Linked DNA regions of Homo sapiens: all the other regions are linked to region 1. A link is a loop called in an ENCODE intact Hi-C map of the cell type or tissue named here. Cell type or tissue: PC-9. All regions are shown on one strand. Region 1 holds the start of SNORA105C (small nucleolar RNA, H/ACA box 105C). Region 2 overlaps RBMS2 (RNA binding motif single stranded interacting protein 2). Region 3 overlaps RBMS2 (RNA binding motif single stranded interacting protein 2).

What was found. Peaks named below come from ENCODE experiments on the same cell type or tissue, not always from the same donor. Only the 100,000 strongest peaks of a DNase experiment are listed, where the experiment ranks them.
Region 2: a loop joins it to region 1, with 10 times the contacts of the local background. A loop is called at or near these places in 39 of 110 quality-filtered maps.
Region 3: a loop joins it to region 1, with 13 times the contacts of the local background. A loop is called at or near these places in 107 of 110 quality-filtered maps.

The regions. Positions count from the first base shown.
Region 1 is chr12:56,512,155-56,516,154 of GRCh38, reverse strand. SNORA105C (small nucleolar RNA, H/ACA box 105C) reads right to left here and starts at 3,290; the gene lies at 3,175-3,290. It also overlaps the pseudogene HSPD1P4. In PC-9, CTCF peaks have their summits at 2,044 and 2,243 (motif pointing left); no DNase peak of the experiment used is centred here.
Region 2 is chr12:56,592,642-56,596,641 of GRCh38, reverse strand. RBMS2 (RNA binding motif single stranded interacting protein 2) reads right to left here. Exons shown (of 14, transcript NM_002898.4): 14 at 449-4,000. BAZ2A (bromodomain adjacent to zinc finger domain 2A) reads left to right here. Exons shown (of 29, transcript NM_001300905.2): 29 at 1-1,046. Among named protein-coding and RNA genes, the nearest start is that of BAZ2A, 36 kb to the left of the region's middle. In PC-9, CTCF peaks have their summits at 2,119 and 2,318; no DNase peak of the experiment used is centred here; H3K27ac peaks cover 1,313 bases.
Region 3 is chr12:56,571,691-56,575,690 of GRCh38, reverse strand. It overlaps RBMS2 (RNA binding motif single stranded interacting protein 2), which reads right to left. Exons shown (of 14, transcript NM_002898.4): 5 at 3,836-3,993. Among named protein-coding and RNA genes, the nearest start is that of RBMS2, 52 kb to the right of the region's middle. In PC-9, a CTCF peak has its summit at 2,121 (motif pointing right); a DNase peak (open chromatin) is centred at 2,140; H3K27ac peaks cover 402 bases.

The sequences.
Region 1 (4,000 bases):
TCAACTATTTTCCTCAAGCCAGCCCCTTACCTCAAGTAGTAGTCATATTCAATATTCTGACTTATTCTTAACTTACACACTGGGTAATATTTCTAGGGATAAACTTACAACACAAACAGCAAGAGGTTTGTTGAAAACCACATTTGCTGAGAAGCACTCCTAATGAAGATTCTACCTGAGTTTTGATTCACTATATATTTAGAAGATAATTTGCTTAAAATCTGATTTCCAGATAATTAGGACCATATCCTAAAACTCTCAGGTGAAACATAAGATTTAAATGTAAGGGCTGGGCACAGTGGCTCACACCTGTAATCCCAGCACTTTGGGAGGCAGAGGCAGGCAGATCACTTGAGGTCAGAAGTTCAAGACCAGCCTGGCCAACATGGTGAAACCCTATCTCTACTAAAAATACAAAAAATTAGCCAGGCGTGGTGGTGTGGCCCTGTAGTCCCAGCTACTCGGGAGTCTGCTGCAGGAGAATCACTTGAACCCAGAGGCAGAGGTTGCAGTGAGCCGAGATTGCGCTACTGCACTCTAGCCTGGGCAACAGAGGGAGACTCTGTCTCAAAAAAAAGAGAGAGAGAGAGAGAGATTTGAATGTAAGAAATAATTGTTTTTCTATTTTTCCTGTTCATATGGTGCTGAAAAAGTAATTGTTAAAATATAAATATACATTAGTTATAAGGTCACTAGTCATGAGCAGCCTTTACCAGAAGCATAAGCTTGATGAGGACAGAGACCATGACTGTTTTGTACACCATTATATCCTTAGCATTCAGGAGGACCTGGCTAATTTAAAATGTTAAAATATTTGTTAAATGAATAAATGGACTGTCTCAGAACACAAAATTTACATTTGAAAAAAATGTTACTAATTAAAAATGGTAAGACTGGGCGCAGTGGCTCACACCTGTAATCCCAGCACTTTGGGAGGCTGAGGTGGGTGGATCATGAGGTCAGGATATCGAGACCATCCTGGCTAACACGGTGAAACCCCGTCTCTACTAAAAATACAAAAAAAATGAGCCGGGCGTGGTGGTGGGCACCTGTAGTCCCAGCTACTCGGGAGGCTGAGGCAGGAGAATAGTGGGAACCCAGAAGGCAGAGCTTGCAGTGAGCCAAGATCTCACCACTGCACTCCAGCCTGGGCAACAGAGCAAGACTCTGTCTCAAAGAAAAAAAAAAAAAGGTCAAAGTAGTGCTGGCAGTGATGGAATGGCACATTAGAACATCTAGGAGCTTTTCCTTTTATGTTTACAATATATTGTTTTCTTTTTTTCTTTTTGTTTTTTGAGACACGGTCCTCTAGGGATCCTCCTGCCTCAGCACCACCCCCCAACAAATAGCGAGGACTACAGGCACATGCCACCAGGCCTGGCTAATTTTTAAATTTGTTATAGAGACAGGGTTCTCAATATGTTGCCCAGGCTAGTCTCAAACTCATGGCCTTAAGGGAGATCCTCTTGCCTCAGCCTTCCAAAGTGCTGGGATTACAGGTATGAGCCACCATGCCTGGCCTGATTTTTTTTTTATTGCCTATTTTTGTGTCTTGGAAGTCAGAGAGCTTGAACTTACCTGTGTCTCCTAACAGTAGAGTAAGCCCACTCCCACCTGTGGACTAAAGTTAAACTGCCATTAAAGACATCACATCAAGAGCTCCATTACAAATTTGTATTCCTATAACACTTTGTTTGAAATTTTCATAGCCTATTTTCTTTTTTTGAGACAGAATATTGCTCTGTTGCCCAGGCTGGAGTGCAGCAGCACAATCTCGACTCATGCAGCCTCTGCCTCCCAGGTGCAAGCAATTCTCCTGCCTCAGCCTCCCCAGTAGCTGGGATTACAGGTGCATGCTACCATGCCCGGCTAATTTTTGTATTTTTAGTAGAGAGGGGGTTTTGCCATGTTGGCCAGGCTGGTCTCAAACTCCTGAGCTCAAGTAATCTGCCTGCCTCAGCCTCCCAAAGTGCTGGGATTACAGGTGTGAGCCATGACAGCCGGCCTTTTTAGGCTATTTTGGACTCTGCTTCACAGTTCCGCCTCCACCTCTTGCTCCTAGATTGTCAACTCCTAGAAGGCAGGCACCAACTTTACTAATCTTATTATCATTAACAGCTAAACATAATTTAACTCGAGATTATTCACTGAAAGAATACAATTTTCACTTTTTAAGTATTTCACCTTCAGTGGGAAAGTGAGCGCCCAATAAATAGAACAGTAAGAGAAACGCTGCCACCTCCTGGGTAAAACGGGTTGTGTCTCCTTTAGCAAATACTGGGAAAAGAAAGTATAGAATTTGTAGTGGGTAGATCAGAAGTTTGAAATTCAAACCCAGCTCTACTGCTTGCTGTGTTAGTATATGTGCTGACAAAGTGGGCACCCACTTGCTGTGTTAAACTGGAAAGTCACGTTCTTAAAACATCAGTTTCCTCTTCTACAAAACGGGCATATAAGTAGTATCTGTACACTTCTTAATATACTACTCTGTTCAATGGGCATCTAATAAGTATCAGTCCTGCTTATCTCTCAGGGATTATCAAGGCAGTCAAATCAGGTGACTATAAAGTACTTTGTTTAATATATAGTATTTTACTATATAAAAGTACTTTATTATATAGTATTTTACGAATATGAAATATATTTTTCACCTATACTTGATATTTACTACACCATGTTGAATATAACAAATCCATCTTATTTTTTACTATAAACTTGGGTTATGAACCTGCAGCTAGAGAGTCAAAGCAAACTTGTCAAATTTTAGATTGCTAAAGACAAACTTCTTTTTTTTTTTTTTTTTTTGAGATAGGGTCTTGCTCCGTTGCCCAGGCTGGAGTGAAGTGCCTTGATTATGCCTCGCTGCAGCCTTGACATTCTGGGCTCAACTGATCCTCCCACCCATGCCTCCTGAGTAGCTGGGACTACAGGCACATGCCACCATGCCTCACTAATTAAAAAAAATTTTTTTAACTTTAAACAAATTTTTATTACACAAAAGTTGTCACATAATTGGATATTTCTCTACTTTGTACACAATTATTCTCACTCTCCACAGAAAGGCTGCTTAACTTCTCATCTGGTGGTGGCAAGCACTAAAAATCCTGATTTTAACAGAATAGTAGTAAAAATGCCTCAGTGATTTAAGTTGAAAGCCATACATTGGTACATGGCTCTTTTACCCAGTATCAGGAATGTACAAATGTTTTTTATTCAAAAATACAAAATAAATTATCTATAGGCATGGACAATGACAGCAGTAAACCATTATATATTTTGTCAACTGAAACCAGTAACTGATGGTTATAGTGATTTTCAGCCAGCCTTTTTCTTCATTTTTCTCCAACTGACTTCTCTGAAGTTATTGGTGAGGAACACTGCCTTGGGCTTCCTGTCACAGTTCATTAATAAAGGTAAAGCACTAGTCTAGGAGTTAGAACATGCCACTTCCCATACCACCTCCCATTCTACCCATTGCACCCATTCCAGGGTCCTTCTCTTCTTTAGGAATTTCTGTGACTACAACTTCTGCTGTAGTTAACAGAGAGGTCACACCAGCGGCATCCAATAAAGCAGTTCTCACAACCTTTGTTGGGTCAATAATTCATTTTTCCACCATATTCACAAAATCTCCAACCATAGCATCATAACCAGCTTCTGAGGAAATTTGCGTAATTTTCTCAACTATCGAAGATCCTTCAACACCTGCATTCTTAGCAATGGTCATTGCTGGAATTTTGAGTGTTCTTTAATAATTTCTGTACCAATTTTTTGATCTTCATTAGCTGGAGTCAATGAGTCCAAGGCTAGAATGCATCGAAGCAGGGCACAACCCCCTCCCAATACAAAGCCTTCTTCAACAGCAGCTCTTGTAGCATTAAGGGCATCCGAACTCTGTCTTTCTTTTCATTCACTTCAACATCACTTGTCCCACCAACCTTCAGCACAGCTACTACATCTGAAAGTTTTGCCAGCCGTTCATTCAGTTTTTCCTTTTCAT
Region 2 (4,000 bases), 80 kb before region 1:
CTCTGCTTTTTCCCCCTGGCAATTTTCCCCTGGTATAAGATGTGCTAGATTAATTTCATTGTGAGGTGGATGGGGGAGTGAAATTGTGAGGTGGATGGGGGAGTGAAATCTCCATGGTTCCTGCTTTGTGTTCCTCTCCCAGCTCCATCTCTTTCCCTAGGGACCAGGCACTCATATGGCGGGGTGGGGTCCTAGCCTCAGTTTGAAGAAGTGGGGGCTGGAGCGGGGTTGGGGGTGGTAGGGATAGGGCATGATCAAAGGGGCCATTTCTTGCTTTTCTTTCCTCATCTTCACTGCCCCCTTGAGCTAGGTGGATTTTCTCTTCATGACAAGAGTATTTGGTAGGGAAAGCAGGTTTAAAATAAAAAGACAACCCACCCCCTGCCCTTTTGCTTCCCTCCCATCAGTCTGGTTGACAGGAAGAAACCACACCATCAACACCAACAAGTTTCTGTGTTCCTTTTACAGCAAAAGGGACTTTTTATATAACCAAATGTGGTGTTTTAGTGACTTTTTGATAATGTACAGTTTTTTGTGAATTTAAATTTATTTCTTTCTATATTTTTAGGACCAATCTCATTTTTAATAAGGTTAAAAAGAAAAAAAAAGTCTAGCGAAAAAACTCCTGTTTTTGCCATGTGATGTTCCACAAGTGCAGCTGTAGAAAAGTGCTTGTCAGTTGTTGAATAAAAAAAACCACATTTGATAGAGATTCAAAAGACTCTGTGTATTCATCTTCCCTTCTACACACCTGAGGGGGAGACGGCGTTGGGATAGGTATGACTGGCTTAAGAGACCACAGGCAAGGGAACAACAGGGGCTCCTGTTCCATACCCTCTGTGTGGATGGAAAGGGTCATTAGTGCTCCTGCCTAAATGTCTGGCTGAGTTGCTGGAGCAAAGGGGGATTCAGTGCATCCAGGTCCTGCCTTGTGAGATGTGGCCCCAGCTTCCTAAGCTGCCACCTCTGTGTTCCTGTCATAGCAAATATGGGACCATCACCAGCTTACCACTTCCCACTCACGGATAAGACACCAAGACGTAGACTTTTGTGTTTTATTTAAAAAAAAAAAAGTGTGAAGTAAGACAAAATGGACCTCTACCAAGTTGTAGGGAAGGACAAGGAAAAGACCAGGGGTAGAAAAGGAGTGTAAGTTTTAGAATGGTGGCATTGGCATAGATGTGGGAAGAGTATAAAACTAGAAGAAGTCTCCAGATAAAAATATGCAAAATATGTCTGTTTAAGTATAAACATTTTCTGTCCACATGCAAAGAGGTGTTTACCCACCCAAAAAGGGTATATGTTGGAGTGGGGACTTCACTCGCGCTGGATATGTATTACCCTCCAGCCTGGAAACTTTGTCTTGGTGCAACCCCCTAAACTGTATGTTAAGGTAGAAAAGGAACATTCGCTTCCAGCCTTATAAAAATGACAGACTCCCTCTTTGGTGTTTGGTTACCTTCACAGCTATACGCCAGCCACTGAGCAGCTTTCTTGTCCTCTTAAGTTCTAAACTCTGCTCCTATGCTGGTGTCCTCCAACCATTACTTATTACCCTAAGCCGTCACTGCACAGCCTACTCCCCTGGCCTATCACAGCAGGACCTATCTGGAGAGTTCACACTATTCTAGGGCGATCAGTGAGCTAAAAATCCCAGAGAAAACACTGTAGGAATAGAAATTCCCAAGTTTAATTCCCAAGAGTTTAAAAATTATGAGCCTTTTCTAGCCCCCACCTTCCCAACCCTCAGAGAAGGACAGTAAAGAAATCAGTGAATCCAGGTATTTACCTGTTGTTGAATTGTGAGGTTGTGAGGTAGACGTGTAACAAGGACAAGGAAGTTTGGGGATCTGCTTGGAGAATGAAGGTTTATTCAAAACAAGTGGACAGGTCAGGGGTAACGGGTGATGAGGGCACCTGGCTTTTGTAATCATGTGGGGACTGTCCCCTGGGAGGTGCAGCAAAAATCAGAACGGAGACAGAAGCTCACAGTCTGGTTTTAGCTGCCAACTCCTATGGAAGTCCATAGCTGACTCCTATGGAAGGCCTACCAAATGAGGAAATTTCAGGAATTTGCTAATGCGTGGGAGGATTGAAAATGTAGGCAGCACAGAAATAGAGTAGTTGGTTTAAACGGGAATCAGGAAGGATTGGTATAACAAGGCACAAGATTTGGAATTTACCCTTTACAGACTGGCTTTTATAACACCCACCCTCGTCTCTGAAGCCTGCTGATTCAGGGCTAGCAGAGCCTAGGGGCAAGTTTGGGCCAGATCACCCACCCAGTTTATTGCCCTTGGCTAAGAATGCAAAGCCCCTCATGAGCGCAATGCTGCCACTTGCCCAGAAGGTGGGGCATGTGCACAAGGCAGCAGCAATAGTTCTTTTCTAGAAGACTAATAGCCACTGCTACTAGGGATTCCTAGGACATTCCAGCAAGGCCTCTCACAGCATCATATGACGCAAAGTAACAGCCCACGGGTTGACATTGGAGTGACAGGCCTCAACTCCCAATGGGTTGACATTGGAGTGACAGGAGTAGGCACTGGAGGCACTAAGGGAGGGTGAGTGAGCTGATTGTCAAGTTAGGAAAGGAAAACGAATGGAGTGGAGCTGAAGTGGCCCAACCCAGCGCATGGCCTGTGAAGCAGCAAAGTCTGGTCTTCATCTTCAATATGAGTAATGTCCTCTTACCACTCCTTATCTGTTACTGACAAGGTCTATTACCCTTTAGAGCCACCAGGCTTCCTGGCCTGGGCAACTCTACAAATTCTTTAGTTAAAAACACTACAAAGGGCCGGGTGCAGTGGCTCACGCCTGTAATCCCAGCACTTTGGGAGGCCAAGGCAGGTGGATCATTTGAGCCCAGGAGTTCAACACCAGCCTGGGCAATGTGGCAAAACCCTGTCTCTACTAAAAATACAAAAATTAGCCAGGCATGGTGGCAGGCACCTGTAATCCCAGCTACTCAGGAGGCTGAGGCAGGAGAACTGCTTGAACCCAGGAGATGGAGGTTTCAGTGAGCCAAGATCACGCCACTGCACTCCAGCCTGGGCGACAGAGCGAGACTCCGTCTCAAAGAAAAAATAAAAATAAAAAAACTGAAAAGGCCAGGTGTGGTGGCTCATGCCTATAATCCCAGCACTTTGGGAGGCCGAGGTGGGTGGATCATTTGAGCCCAGGAGTTCGAGACGAGGCTGGGCAACATGGCGAAAACCTGTCTCTATTAAAAATACAAAAATTAGCTGTTTGGAGGTCAGGAGTTGGACACTAGCCTGGCCAACGTGGTAAAACCCCATCTCTACTAAAAATAAAAAAATTAGCCAGGCATGGTGGCACAAGCCCATAGTCCCAGCTACTTGGTGGCCGGGGAAGGGGTGGCTGAGGCAAGAGGATCACCTGAGCCTTGGGAGGTCGAGGCTGCAGTGAGCCATTATGGTGCCACTGCACTCCAGCCTGGGCCACAGAGTGAGACCCTGTCTCAAAAAAACAAAACAACAAAACCAAAAAACCAAAAACATTAAAAACAACATCTCATCCAAGCATGGAGGCTCACACCTGTAATCATAGCACTTTGGGAGGCTGAGGTGGGAGGCTCACTTGACAGGAGTTCAAGACCAGTCTGGGCAACATAGTAAGACCCCTGTCTCTACAAAAACTTAAAATAACGAACTGGGCTTGGTAGTATGTGCCTGTACTTCCAGCTACTTGGGAGGCTTAGGTGGGAAGAACCCTTGGGCCCAGGAATTCAAGACTGTAGTAGACTACGACTGCATCACTGCACTCCAGCCTGGGTGACACAGCAAGACCATCTCTAAAAAATAAAATAAAGGCCGGGCGCGGTGGCTCACGCCTGTAATCCCAGCACTTTGGGAGGCTAAGGCGGGCAGATCACCTGAGGTCAGGAGTTCGAGACCAGCCTGGCCAACATGGTGAAACCCCATCTCTACTAAAAATAAAAAAATTAGCCGGGCATGGTGGTGGGTGCCTGTAATCCCAG
Region 3 (4,000 bases), 60 kb before region 1:
ACTCCCGACCTCAGGTGATCTGCCTGCCTTGGCTTCCCAAAGTGTTGGGATTACAGGCGTGAGCCACCATGCCTGGCCGAGACTACTGTATTTAATTTAAAAAAAAATAGCCCTTTTTTTTTGAGGGGGGGTGTAGGGGTAAGGGGGACTAGGAAGTGGCTGGGGGTCCTATGGGCCCATAGCTCCATCCCCAGGGCAAGACCCACCCCATCTGCCTCCAGCCCTACCCATATTCCTGTATTGATTTATTTATTGAGACAGGGTCTCACTCTGTAGCCCAGGCCAGAGTGCAGTGGTGTGATCATGGTTGACTGCAGTTTTGACCTCCTGGGCTCAGGTGATCCTCCCACCTTAGCCTCCCAGGTAGCTGGAACTATAGGCACGTGCCACCATGCTCAGCTAATTTTTTTTGTTTGTTTTGTTTTTGTAGAGATGGGGTTTCACATGTTGCCCAGGCTGGTCTTGAACTCCTGAGCTCAAGTGATCTGCCCGCCTCAGCCTCCCAAAGTCGGGTTTTTTTTTGAGACGAGTCTCACTCTGTTGCCCAGGCTGAAGTGCATGTCGCCCAGGCTGAAGCGCCTTGGTGCAATCTGGGCTCACTGCAAGCTCCGCCTCCCGGGTTCACACCATTCTCCAGCATCAGCCTTCCGAGTAAGCTGGGACTACAGGCGCCCGCCACCACGCCCGGCTAATTTTTTGTATTTTTAGTAGAGATGGGGTTTCACCATGTTAGCCAGGATGATCTCGATCTCCTGACCTCATGATCCGCCCGCCTCGGCCTCCCAAAGTGCTAGGATTATAGGCGTGAGTCACGGAGTCCGGCCAAAGTCAGGTATTTTTTAAATGAATGATTTGTGTATCAGATTGCTATGATATTTAGATCTCATTTGAATACATTTTTAAACGAAGTAACAGTTTTATTTTAAATGCCAATATTTATAATTTGCTGGAAATCATACTTTGCATGAATCTGAATATATGAAGAAAACTTGTAGACATTAACATAGAAACATATAAGAGATTTCATAGTTTTTCAAAAGTCTCTAAAGCCACAGTTCCTAAACTGTGCTCTCAGGCACTGTGGGTGGCTGTGGTGAACTCAGAGGGTCACAACGAGGGTTATTTTAACTCTTTGAAGAAAAACAGCAATATCTGTTGGAGAATGTGTGCACTACTAACTCAAAATTGTACACTGCTTCAACATTAGTTCCCCCTACAATCCTTTTGATAGATAACATCATATTTTCACAAAGCTGGGTTTAAATAGTTGCTATGACAAAAGCAAATACCATAAGAAAACCAATACGTAACAGGAAATGAGTGTGTAGGTGTCCATTCTGATACCAAATTTTGAGAAGTTGTGCAATTCCAACAGGCACATATTCCATTAGTAAGTATAGTTAGAATGAAATAAAGACATGCTCTCTTTCAATGTTTGTGTATTATTTTTTCAAACAGCTACAAAGTTGTTAAAGCATAAACACTTCTTAAGCTGTATGGACCATGAAGTTACTGCTGTCAGGAAATTTTTTTAAAAAGTTGTGTGGACTGGCTGGGCGCAGTGGCTCATGCCTGTAATCCTAGCACTTTGGGAGGCTGAGGCGGCTGGATAACCTGAGGTCAGGAGTTCGAGAACAGCCTGGACAACCTGGTGAAACCACATCTTTACTAAAAATACAAAAATTAGCTGGGCATGGTGGCGGGCGCCTGTAATCCCAGTTACTCAGGAGGCTGAGGCAGGAGAATCACTTGAACCCGGGAGGCAGAGGTTGCAGTGAGCCAAGATTGTGCCATTGCACTCCAGCCTGGGCAACAGAGTGAGACTTCGTCTCAACAACAACAACAACAACAACAAAAATACAAAAATTAGCCAGGCGTGGTGGTACGCACCTGTGGTACGCGACAGAGCGAGACTCCGTCTCAAAAAAAAAAAAAAAAAGTGTGGACCATTCAGTTACTTAATAAATTGAACTGTTAGGTATTTCTTTTGGTCTAGGGTGAAAAACTATTAGATAACTAAGGGTGGCACAAACTGAGAAAGGTTAAGAACCTCTGCTCAACCTGCAAAATAAGTTCGATGGTCCCAAGCCTAGGAACTCTCCTTTAGATATACACGGGATTGCCAGCAGGTGGTGCTACTAAGCTTGAGTCAGCTGGGGAAGAGGAACTATTTCTTTTCTTCTTCTTCTTTTTTTTTTTTTTTTTTTTTTTTTTGAGATGGCGTCTCGCTTTGCTGCCCAGGCTGGAATGCAATGGCGCGATCTCGGCTTACTGCAACCTCCGCCTCCCGGGTTCAAGTGATTCTCCTGCCTCAGCCTCCCGAGTAGCTGGGACTACAGGAGCCCGCCACCATACCCAGCTAATTTTTGTATTTTTAGTAGAGACGGGGTTTCACCAGGTTGGCCAGGCTGGTCTCAAACTCCTGACCTCAGGTGATCCACCCGCCTCAGCCTCCCAAAGTGCTGGGATTACAGGCGTGAGCCACCACGCCCAGCCAAGAGAAACTATTTCTTGTTCCCAAGGTCTGAAACACTCAGAGTAAGGGGGTGTTCACGGACCAGACAAGATATAAAGCAAAAAGGGGTGCTTGGCTCACTTAGTCCAGTCATTTTGAAACTAAAAAAAAAAAAAAAAGTCAAAAGAATCTCCTTTCAAATAAAATCTTAAAATAAATAAAAGCAGAGCCATTTCTTAAGTGGGCTAAGGGAGGCTGATACCCTACGACAGTGAGGGCAGATACCAAAGCCCAAAGAAGGGCACCTGGGAAAACTGCAGGTATAGGGAATACTGTGGGAAAATTACTCATCTGAATCAATCTCCACTTCAGAGAGTGAACCAAGGCTCACAAGCTCTGATATCACAGGTGCAGAATTGTTCTGGAATACAGGTCTCCCAACAGATCTGAAAAGGAAGATCAAAACTTCTACCTCATCCTACTGCTCTCAAAGCCAGAAGGATCAGGGCTCTGCTCTAACACCCACTCCTGTAAGACCCTGGGCAAATCATTTCTACTGAAGAGTTCACTTTCCTCATCTGTAAGATAGAGAATATTTATCTCACAGGGATGTTGTAAAGATTAAATGAGACAAGATGAGAAATACTCAGTAAACTATAAGAATATACAGAATTTTTTACTCTGGTTGGGTCTGGATTAAAGGAACAAAGCCTAGAGTACTTCCCTAGGAAGTAGTAGGGAGCTTAGCCGAGTGTGGTGGCTCATGCCTGTAATCCCAACTGCTTAGGTGGCTGAGGCAGGAGGATCACTTGAGCCCAGATGTTCAAGAGCAGCCTGGGCAACACAGCAAGACCCCATCTTTATAAAAAAAATATTTAGGTGGGGCTAATGGGTTTTTGAGTATTGTAACCTATAATAAAATGAACCTTTTTTTTTTTTTTTTTTTTGAGACAGAGTCTCACTCTGTTCCCCAGGCTGCAGTGCAGTGGTGCGATCTCAGCTCACTGCAACCTCTGCCTCCCAGGTTCAAGCAATTCTCCTGCCTCAGCCTCCTGAGTAGCTGGGATTACAGGCATGCGCCACCACGTCTGGCTAATTTTTGTATTTTTAGTAGAGACGGGGTTTCACCATGTTTGCCAGGCTGGTCTCAAACTCCTGACCTCAGGTGATATGCCTGCCTTGGCCTCCTAAAGTGCTGGGATTACAGGTGTAAGCCACCGCACCTGGCCTAAAATGAACTTTTGACTTACCATCAAGTATTTTTGAATAATAGTAAAGTATTTTGACCTTGTGTGGGAAAGGCATAGATTTTGTTTTCTGGTGACCCCCAAGTGACATTTGTTATTAACCTCATCATTTCCCCACTCCTGCCATCCTCACCTTGCAAAGCCAACACCTCTGCTGGTCCCACTGGTATCTCGAAGGATACGGGTGGAGATAACCTGGCCAAAGGGCTTCAGCATCCCCTCCAGTTCCTGCTCATCCATTGACAGTGGGAGGTTTGAGATGTATAAATTTGTGGGGTCCTGTTCCTGTTGCTGTGGA